Linked DNA regions of Homo sapiens: region 2 is linked to region 1. The links are chromatin contacts, found by Hi-C or POLR2A ChIA-PET in ENCODE. All regions are on one chromosome and are shown on one strand. The core of a region is the stretch at or near the end of the contact, and the rest is flanking DNA. Distances in the headings are between cores, read along the strand shown. Region 1 overlaps PRLR (prolactin receptor). Region 2 overlaps SPEF2 (sperm flagellar 2).

Region 1 (5,084 bases), core at 2,174-4,673:
AGAAACATTTTCCTTCTTTATATGCTTATACTATAAACTTTTTTCTATTTTTAAAAGTTTTTTTGTTTTACTTTTTAAACTTTTTCATTAAAAACTAAGACACAAACATTCACATTAGCCTAGAACTACATAGTGTCTGGATCGTCCCTATTGCTGTCTTTCACCTCCACATCTTGTCCCACTTGAAGTTCCTCAAGGATGATAGCATGCACGGAGCTGTCAGCTCATGACAACAATGCCTTCTGGAATACCTCCTGAAGGATCTGCCTGAGGCTATTTTACAGTTAACTTTTTTTAATAAGTAGAAGGAGTACACTGTAAAATAACAATAAAAAGTATAGTATAGTAAATACACAAACCAGTAACATAGTTATTATCAAGTATATATACTGCACATAATTGTATGCGCTCTACTTTTATACGACTAGCAGTGCAGTAGATTTGTTTACACCAGTGTCACCACAAACACGGCGTAAAGCATTACGTTACGATGTTAGAATGGCCCTGACATCACTAGGCAATAGGAACTTTTCAGCCCCATTGTCATCTTATAGGACCACCACCATATATGCAGTCTACAGTGGGCAAAGTTTGTCATTCAGTGCGTTACTGTGTGTTATTTCTACCCACTTTCAGAGGCCACCACTTCATCACCTGACCTCATCTAACGACAGGGGAAGCAATGAAGTAACTTTAACTGTGTGGCCAGAAAGGAAAAGAAAACCAAATTCTGATGGACATCTGATGTTTTTACTATTCCTATGAATGTATTCCAAGGTTCTGAGAGGGTAGGGAAAGCAGGAATAAGAGTGGGAAAATACATTTAGCAACATTCTTGAGAGTTTTTTCTTAGACTTGTCAGTGTTCTCAGTTGTGCCCATCCTCAAGCTCCAAAGATTCTCCCACAAGGCATTTGGCCAAGGCACTTCATTTTTCCAGGCCTCAGTTTCCCCATGTGTTAAAGTGAGGGGTTGAATTAGAATACCTTTCAAGTCTTTGGGCCCCTTAAAGATCCAAAATCCCATGATTCTGTAATGATTCTGTATGATTCCCCTGATGTTCCCTTCCCCCTGAGACAAATAAGCAGTGCCAGTATGCCAATAATTTATGTTTTATTTTAATTTTCCTTCTCACCTTCAAAGCTTGAGTTTCTAGATATTAATATATAACAATAGACAAAGTTGTTATGAATACAGTAGTGACTTTTATGGCAAAGTAAAGTTATTTTGTGTTTGGATGAACAGCACATTCACACACGTATATAATATACACAGAGCTCCATCTGTGAAAAAATAATCTTGTTTGAAGTCTTGCAAAACTTATGTCCTCCTCCTACTCTTGCCCTGTATTAGTTTTGCAATTAGTAACAAACAAACAACCGTGACATCTCTGTGGCTTAGAACAACATTTACTCTCCGCTCACTTTACATGGGGACTGTGAGTCAGCAGCAGATTGGCTGTGGCTCTGCTAGAATTGGCTGGGTTCAGCTGGGCTCTCAGTGGGGCTCCACCTGTCTTCTCATTTTAAAACCCAAACGAAGGGTATAGACACTATCTGTGACATCCTAAGGGCAGTGGAGAACAAAAGCAAGGAGACCTAAGACAAACCATCCAGTTGCATTTAAGCTTCAGGTTAAACACGGCAAAAAACATCACGACCATTCACATCCCATGGGCCATAGCTTTTCACATGGCCAAGTCCAAAGTGATTGAGGTGGGATATGTACTCCTCTCACAGAATGCACGAGTACCTCCCATGACAGTGGGTAGGAATATGCAATCCTATGGCTGGGAGGAAGCAAATAGTTGGGGACAATAACCCAACAGATCACACCCCCAATGCCTCTATCTAAGTTCTAAATACAACATTTCCCGTAGAGAGGAAGCCACTCTGCCTCCTCCACTGCATCTTCCTTTCCTGCCCCTCTCAGCTTGAGCTCAGGCTCCAAAACTTGAGCGTGATAAGAATCATCTAAGTGCTTGTTAAAAATCCCCTTCCTAGGGCCCCCCTTTCCAAAGATCTTGACACATATGATCTGAAGTAGGCAGTGGTGCCCAGGCATGATGCCCCAGGAATACCTACTGCTATTGAAGAGCTCTCCCCGGTTCCCACAGCCTTCAGCATCAGACCTGCCTTTGGATTGGGGGAGCATGCTGAGTGAGCCATTATTAGGAAGAGGGCTGCCTTAGAGGACTCAGAATCTACGACCCCAAGGTCCTCTGACCTGTCCCCACTCCTCACAGCCAGCATGGATTTTGTACTTCTGGAGCTCCTTGAAGGAGGGTCATTGCACGTTTGAAAGTGTGATAGTTAGCACAGACCCCAGAGATCAAATCCTGAGTTCCTCTTCCTCCATATCCAACTCACTAGCTGTGTGACCTTGGACAACTCACTAGCTGTGTGACCTTGGACAACTCGCAGACCGTCTCTGGGCCTCAGTGTCCTCATCTGTTAGAAAGGAATAATAATAATACCTACACCTCAGGCTTCTTGTGAGGGTGAAGCGAGTTAACAAAACAGTGCCTGGCATGCAGTGGATCACATATAAACATTTCATGTGTGATATTATACATGTTTTTATGTATTTATAAGTGTATTCTATACAAGGGTTTGCTGATTTTATTGGCACACAGGTCTGAGAACATGGGAGGCTTGTGAGATAAAGTTGCCTCCTATTGGAGGTGTTATATGGGGAGCATGCTGAGTCAGCTGTTATCAGGAGGAAGGCTGCCTTAGAGGACTCAGAGAATTTACGTGTCAGGTGATAGCATGTAAGTCAGTGGTTTTCAACCCCAGCTTTAATTTAGAATCATCTAGAAAGGTTTTTTTTAAAATGCCCATGTCCTTCCAAGTGGGCTCAATTCTGAGCCAATTAGTGAGAATGTCCAGGGACAAAACAAAGAAATGAAAAATTTTAAGGCCGGGCACAGTGGCTCACGCCTGTAATCCCAGCACTTTGGGAGGTTGAGGTGGGCAGATCACTTGAGACCAGGAGTTCAAGACCAGCCTGGCCAACATGGTAAAGCCCGTCTCTACTGAAAATACAAAAATTAGCCAGGCGTGATGGTGCAGATCTGTAATCTCAGCTACTCTGGTGACTAAGGCAGGGGAATCACTTGAACCTGGGAGGCAGAGGCTGCAGTGAGCTGAAATCGTGTCACTGCACTCCTGCCTGGGTGTCAGAACAAGATTCTGTCTCAAAAAAAAAAAAAGAAAGTAAAGAAAAGAAATTTTAAGACACTCCTTGGACTGTAATGGGAATCCTGGATTAGAAACCACTGATGTCTATAGAACAGCTCTGTAAACTGCAAAACATAATGTATGATTTATGGGTGTTTTTTGATTGTTAGTAACTGATTGATGATCTCATGAGGGACTAGTTCCTCTGAAAATCAGGCCAACGTGGGTTTTCCACCATCTGTCCTACATGTGCACTGGCTGGGGGAAATTGAAACTCATCCAATTCCTATTCTTGCCTTTAAGCCAAAAAGACTGCTCGAAAACAAGCCTCCTTGGGATAAAAGATGTTGCTAGGATGAGGAAGCTGTAGTGAGTGAGTGGAGTTAATGTGATTAGATTTGGAAGCAATACTTCCAGCCATGGGGAAGCATCGGTGTTCTGTGTTATTAAAGTGACTCCAGTGCAAAGGCACATATATCGTATTGGAGTAATTTGCCCTGACTAGGTTAGAAGCCAGGAGATGGTTCTTCACAGGTATTCCTGAGTGGCCCAAGGTCTAAGTCAGCTCTCGTTTAGACAAATCCTATCTCTGCTGATCATCTACCTCTCACCAAATGCAGCCATCACCATGCACAGCACATGCGCTCCTCTTGATGATCTTCACAGAGTGCAGAGTCTTCAGGAAGTTCTTTCCTCAGTGGAACCTTTGGGATTTCTAGGAGAGGGGCAGGGGAATATCTGGAATCAGAGGTGAACACTTTACAGCAGCCTCTAAACTACTTCTAATTACGTTCACCTGACTAAACTGCCAGGTGATAAACGTTTTATATAAAAGTAATTCACTATGGAAAGTTCTGGATGTTTTCCCCAATGGGTACCTCAAAACAGGGTACAAGATGGAAACCTGCTCAAGAAACAGCAAAATGTAAACTGGATAATGGTGATGATAAAAAAATAATAATGAATGACCACACGAGCAAGTGTCCTCTTGTGAACTTTCACAGACAAATGCATAGATATGCTGCCTGGACTATGGGCAGATAAACATTCATTGTGGGCACATGTTTGTGTGAAGCTAATTATTGGCAGAGCAAGAACAGCTGGAACTTTCATCTCCCCACCTGCAGGCCAGGGTTCTCTTGGCACTATATCCTCAGTTTTCAATGTCTTCCTGAAAGAGCGGCTGCCATGTTCTCCTTAAAACTTCTTTAGATTCCCCTGTCAAATACTGAAAACTATGCTGGCTGTAAGTCTAGTGTTTGAAATACCAGCGTGGGACCAGTCTTCCTATATGCAGAGTTTTGTCCCATGTCTTAGAATCTTTTTCTGTTTTCTTCACCTTTTGGGCTTCATTTATTCACAATCATTGACTGTTGACATTGGGCAGAGCTTGTATAACAGTCTTAATCTTTAGCCTGGTATGTAATATCTAATCCCTGCTGTTCCTCTTCCCGCCCTGAGCACATTATGTCCTTTACTTTCCAGATTAAGTGTTGGCATTCTGTACTGGAAAGAAAACTCCAACTTCTTGCCATGTGCAGTGGCTCATGCCTGTAATCACAGACCTTTGGGAGGCCAAGGCGGGTAAATTTCCTGAGCTCAGGAGTTTGAGACCAGCCTGGGCAACATGGCAAAACCCCATCACTGCAGAATATACAAAAATTAGCTGGGTGTTGGTGGCTCGTGCCTCTAGTCCCCACTACTCAGGAGGCTGAGGTGGGAGAATCACCTGACCCAGGGAGGTCCAGGCTGCAGTGAGCGGTGATCATGCCACTGCACTCCAGCCTGGGCAACAGAACAAGACCCCGTCTCAAAAAAAAAAAAAAAAAAAAAGCCCAACTCCTGGAAATCAAATGGTACCTGATGTGAGGTTTTCTCCCTGTTATGTTAGCCTCAGGCCATC
Region 2 (5,108 bases), core at 2,318-4,817, 710 kb before region 1:
TTTTTTCCACTGAGCAAATTTCTCCATTTAGTTTTAATCCCACCCTGAGACTTACTACTTGTATGTTTGGAAAATTATCTAAGATCTTGGACCCTCAGTTTCCACACCTAATAATGGAGTTGTCATATTAGGTTAATTAACATTTGTAAAAGCAGTTACACAGAACCTGGCATATAATGAATGGGCAAGTTAAAAGATTGTTTCCTTATGAATGAACAAAAAAACCAGTATTCACCCTCTATGAAAGTAAATGCTAATGCTAAATTAATCATGTCTATAGATTTGTAGAATTTTAAAACAAAAGATTACTTTCCTGAAATTGTCTCATTCTTTCATTGTAAAAACATCAGGGAAAGAATGACCTGTTTTACATTTGCTATACAGCTATCTTACATCTTAAATCACAGATATTTTTCAAAATATATTTAAACTATTATTACAATGTAGAAGGAGTACCAACATGTGAAAAATACAGAACTGCATTTAGGTAGCTTTTAGGTTTTTTTTTTTATTTCACAATTTTAGAGAAGTATTTTAACAATATAAGTTCCTTTTCCTCAGAGCTGAGTTTCAAAGGCTTCAATTTGACTGTGATCATTTTAGTTGAGAAGACATGAGTTTGTTCACCATATGTGCTGACCCTTGCCAATTGACATATGCACTGCTTCTATCAGTCACTGCGAGGAATCATAGTGAATCATTTTCTTTAGAGATCTTGTTCCTTGAAAACACAAATCTCCTAAAGCCAAAGGTCAATGCTAAGTGAACCAAGTGGAAAAGAAAAGCTGCTCCCCATTGACTTTTCTAGTCTTACCCAGTATAATTCTTCCATTTATTATTTATTTTTTTTAGAAATAGAGTTTCGCTCTGTCACCCAGGCTGCAGTGCTGTGGCATGACCATAGCTCACTGCAGCCTCAATCTCCAAGGCTCAAGAAATCCTCCCACCTCAGTTTTCTAAGTAGCTGGGACTACAGGCACATGTCACCATGTCCAGCTAATTTTAAAATTTTTTATAGAGAGGAGTCTTGCTCTGTTGACCAGGTTTCTCTCAAACACCTGGCCTCAAGCAATCCTCCCACCTCAGCCTCCCAAAGTGCTGGGATTACAGATGGCAACCACTGTGCCCAGCCCACTACAATTCCTAATAACATGTCTTCTTTATATAGTATGTTTATAATAACTAATGTCATTTTAATATTATCAAAAGTTAATTTGAGGATTAAGGAATAAGCTAACTTGTGATTATCTGACACTCCATAGCAAGGGGAAAATGATAAGCTCCAGATATATTTAAACCAGTCTTAGCTAAATTTATAGCTGAAATCAGGGACCACAATTTTCAGTAGCAGTGAATGGAGAAGAGCCTGTGAAAGCCAGAAAATGTTTGACACTGGTGCTTTGAAAACACAAAGCACTGAAGCAGCTATCATATTTTGTTATAAAGATAAAGGAGAAGCTTAGAGAATATTTTAAAGTCAGGTGCCCTGAAGACAAGAGGGATGAAAGTCTCCTTCAGTTCGCACTTATAATTATAGGTATGTTATCCTAATGTAATTGGGTCCTGATTCATTTGTTTATAAGATATTTTCTGGTGATATTCTAATGTTAACATTAAAAGATTTCTTGCTATCTCCTATTGAATATAAACCTCAATTATAAGGTAATATGCTTGATTTACATATTTGTTTTAAAGAATGTATAATAATTGAGCCTGCGTTCATCACAAGAAACTAAAGTTATTAAGTTTTTAGAGAAAATTGTTTATTCATTTACATTTATAAATATATATTTATCACAGGAAATTGACTTTGTTCACCAACAACCCAGTTCCAATATCCTCACTGATCTTCTTATATTTATACAAATCATTTTCTTAATAATTTAGGAGCATTATTTGAAAATAACTTTTTTGTACAAGGCCTATGAAAGTGGAAATTAAATAAGTGACTTTAGCTGAATGCCTATAATGTCCAACGCAAAATCTGGAACTTCCACATAGGTATGGACCAGAGGCTTCCTGGGACTTCAATTTGGACCCTTTATCATCATGGCACTGCACCAGTAAAGTCCTTCTTTTTTTCCAAAGACAAGACATATGTGTTCAAGAGATTAGATGCCAGCTCACTAGTCCATCCACATATAATTGCACGTGATTCAGAATTTCTTGTGCACGGTAACTACTACAGACCAGCAGTAGTAGAAGTAGGTTGGTGCAAAAGTAATTGTGGTTCTTTGCCATCAAAAGTAATGGGAGGCCAGGTGCGGTGGCTCATGCCTGTAATCCCAGCACTTTGGGAGGCCAAGGTGGGCGGATCACGAGATCAGGGGATCGAGACCATCCTGGCTAACACATTGAAAACCCATCTCTAATAAAAAAAATATGGAGAAATTAGTCGGGCGTGGTGGCAGGCACCTGTAGTCCCAGCTACTCGGGAGGCTGAGGCAGGAGAATGGCGTGAACCCGGGAGGTGCAGCTTGCAGTGAGCCAAGATTGCACCACTGAATCCAGCAATCCAACCCTCCAGCCTGAGCAACAGAGCGAGACTCTGTCTCAAAAAAAAAAAAAAAAAAAAGTAATGGCAAAAACTGCAACTACTTTTGCACGAACCTAATAGTAGTAGTAGTAGTATCTCATATATATTGAGTGCTTTCTATCTTCCAGGAACTGAGTTAAACACTTTATATGTATTATCTCCTTTAATTTGTACAAACCCCACCCCCCCCACCATGAGGTGACTATGATCATTGGCCCTATTTTACAGATGCAGACACCAAGGCACTTTGAGGTCACTTGCCGAAGGCCACACACTTCATAGGTATGAACCCAGTCAGTGCAGCTCCAGAGCCCACTCTCATAACCAAAAGCCAGTACACCTTAAATGCATTATTACAATTATGCATACTTATTTTTTTCAAATATGTATCTTAAAATGTTGTCACTTCTAAACAAGAACCTTGTAAACATAGAGCTGTTAGGCAACAACCTTCACTTCCCACTGTTTATAATAGCAAACAACATTTTAACCTGAAAAACCACACTCTAGCTTTTGCTCTTCTTATCTTGAAAGATCTTCAGATGACATCACTGTGGTTGAAGTGTATTATAAAAATGTGATCTATTTACTTGTACATGGATATCTGAAGCAAAAAATGACAGGACGAGTGCAGTGGTTTGAGTCTTCAAAGATTCTTTTCTCTCCATTCCTTCATTTCTTTTGTTTTTATTTTATTATTTATTATTTTTTTTTTTAGCAAAAATGAGAATAGAACACCTTACTGGAAAGGGACCCTTTTTCACTGTAAATATTAGAATGTAGACTTTTCAGGACACAGGCACAACTCTTCTTGATGGACCATCATACAAATGAGTCCCCTGGGTGGTAGTTTACTGGCCTCTAATTAGATTCCTTGGTGGAGTGACCAGGAAGAGGTGTGGAGGACTTGAGGAGGGAGAGTTAAAGTAGATGACTCAGGTATATCTTAGAGAAGCATTCTGGCAATGAACTAACTCACTAACTAACTCTCTGCTATGAGAATGCCAGGTGCTACAGGTATTGTGAGACTGGTTAACAGAAGACAGACACCCTGCTGCTGGGTGGCTTTCAGCCAGAGGGGTACTGTGCATCAAGGAAAGCTTGGCAAATGTGCAGGCAGAGGTGGTTTTGGAGATCAGTATGTCAGGATGTTCCTGGAATACAGGGGGTAGGGCCTGAAATGTTAGGTATTCTGCCACACTTGGGACAGTTATCCTCAAAGAGGAACTGTGCTGCTCCAAATGCCAATAGTACTTCAGTTAACATTGCTAGTTGCTGACACTCCTTCAGAAATGAGGGGAATGTATAACTTAAAAGGAGTCCTCCAGCACTTTGGGAGGCTGAGGCGGGTGGATCGCCTGAGGTCAGGAGTTCGAGACCAGCCTGGCCAACATAGTGAAGCCCCATCTCTACTAAAAATACAAAAAATTAGCTGGGCGTGGTGGCAGGCACCTGTCATCCCAGCTACTCAGGAGGCTGAGGCAGGAGAATCGTGTGAACCCAGGAGGTGGAGGTTGCAGTGAGCCCAGATCATGCCACTGCACTCCAGCCTGGGCAACAAGAGCAAAACTCTGTCTCAAAAAAATAAAGTGGGGGAGTCTTATGGATGACAGGTTTCCTGGGAAGTCAGAACACCTATTCGGAAAGGCTAACTCTTGAAGGTAGCCATCTGTTGGCTATTTTCTTTTCTCAAGCAAATTGTCAAATAGAATCTTCTTTGCAAGTTCATCATATTTAATCACTCTGCTCAGAGTGAAGATATTTTCAAGTCATACTGATTTTGTGGGAGTTTTCTTTCCAGTATGAGAGGAAATAATTGTGGCATCATTTTTATGCTCCTACTTGTAATCAGCAATATAAAATAAGTCCTATTTTACATAATTCCAAAGGATTTTGCAAATTATTTTACTGGTTCAATGTAAGAGAGCTGTTCCCTGATATGTGGAGCAGGGAATGTAAGCTAAAATGCAGTCTAGAGAGATGGGCCTATGGAATCCACGTTGTGCAGGATGACATTATGGCACAATATCCCCAAGGAATGCTTAGGGATGAAGAAATTAACATCATATCATGCTCTGCTCAGCAGCCTGTTCATTCTCTCTTGCTTTTCAAATGGAATCCACATTTCCCTTTGTGACATCTGGGTTCTTCGCAATCTGGCCTGATCTGACCAATTTAATGGGATCATTTTATACCTTTCCCAGGCTATTCATGGGGTGGGGCTCCTGCAGTCCTTCTTCCATGCCTTCCCCAGACCTTGCCTTCACCCAGGACTCTGCTGCCTCCCTACCCCAACAGCAAAATCCATGTAGACGTCCCTTTCCCTCTCTCCACTTTCCCAAACCCTGGCTATCGTTCAAGACCTAGCTTATTCCTTCTTGGGCAGACTCCCTCCACACTTCCAGCACAAAAATGTCAAGTATTGAATTCCTATAATTTTGCACTTGGTTGGTTTAACTTATATCACTTTCTTGCAATTCCTGCATGTAAAAATTATCTTGCAAAAAGGAGTTAAATTTTTTTAGAGCAGTGACCAAATTATGTACTCAATTTTCTCTCTCCTATGGAAGCT

What was found. A loop is a pair of places that touch in the nucleus more often than their neighbours do. ChIA-PET counts read pairs that join two places held with the same protein, here RNA polymerase II (POLR2A). Pooled maps may share reads with other maps.
Region 2: a pooled map shows a loop between it and region 1 (3-fold over the local background). The contact joins two enhancer-like sites. A Hi-C loop is called at or near these places in 1 of 168 maps with a recorded cell type or tissue (K562), 4 of 37 single-sample maps with no recorded cell type and 6 of 50 pooled maps. POLR2A ChIA-PET finds 5 or more read pairs at or near these places in 1 of 52 experiments (activated CD4-positive, alpha-beta T cell).

What each region holds. Positions count from the first base shown.
Region 1 is chr5:35,094,755-35,099,838 of GRCh38, reverse strand. All of the region lies in intron 2 of PRLR (prolactin receptor), which reads left to right. Among named protein-coding and RNA genes, the nearest start is that of AGXT2, 49 kb to the right of the region's middle. Within about 2 kb of position 3,423, at least 2 of the 41 ENCODE cell types and tissues checked have a DNase peak (open chromatin) inside an H3K27ac peak, as active enhancers do.
Region 2 is chr5:35,809,235-35,814,342 of GRCh38, reverse strand. The region is part of intron 36 of SPEF2 (sperm flagellar 2); the gene reads right to left. Among named protein-coding and RNA genes, the nearest start is that of IL7R, 45 kb to the left of the region's middle. Within about 2 kb of position 3,567, at least 3 of the 41 ENCODE cell types and tissues checked have a DNase peak (open chromatin) inside an H3K27ac peak, as active enhancers do.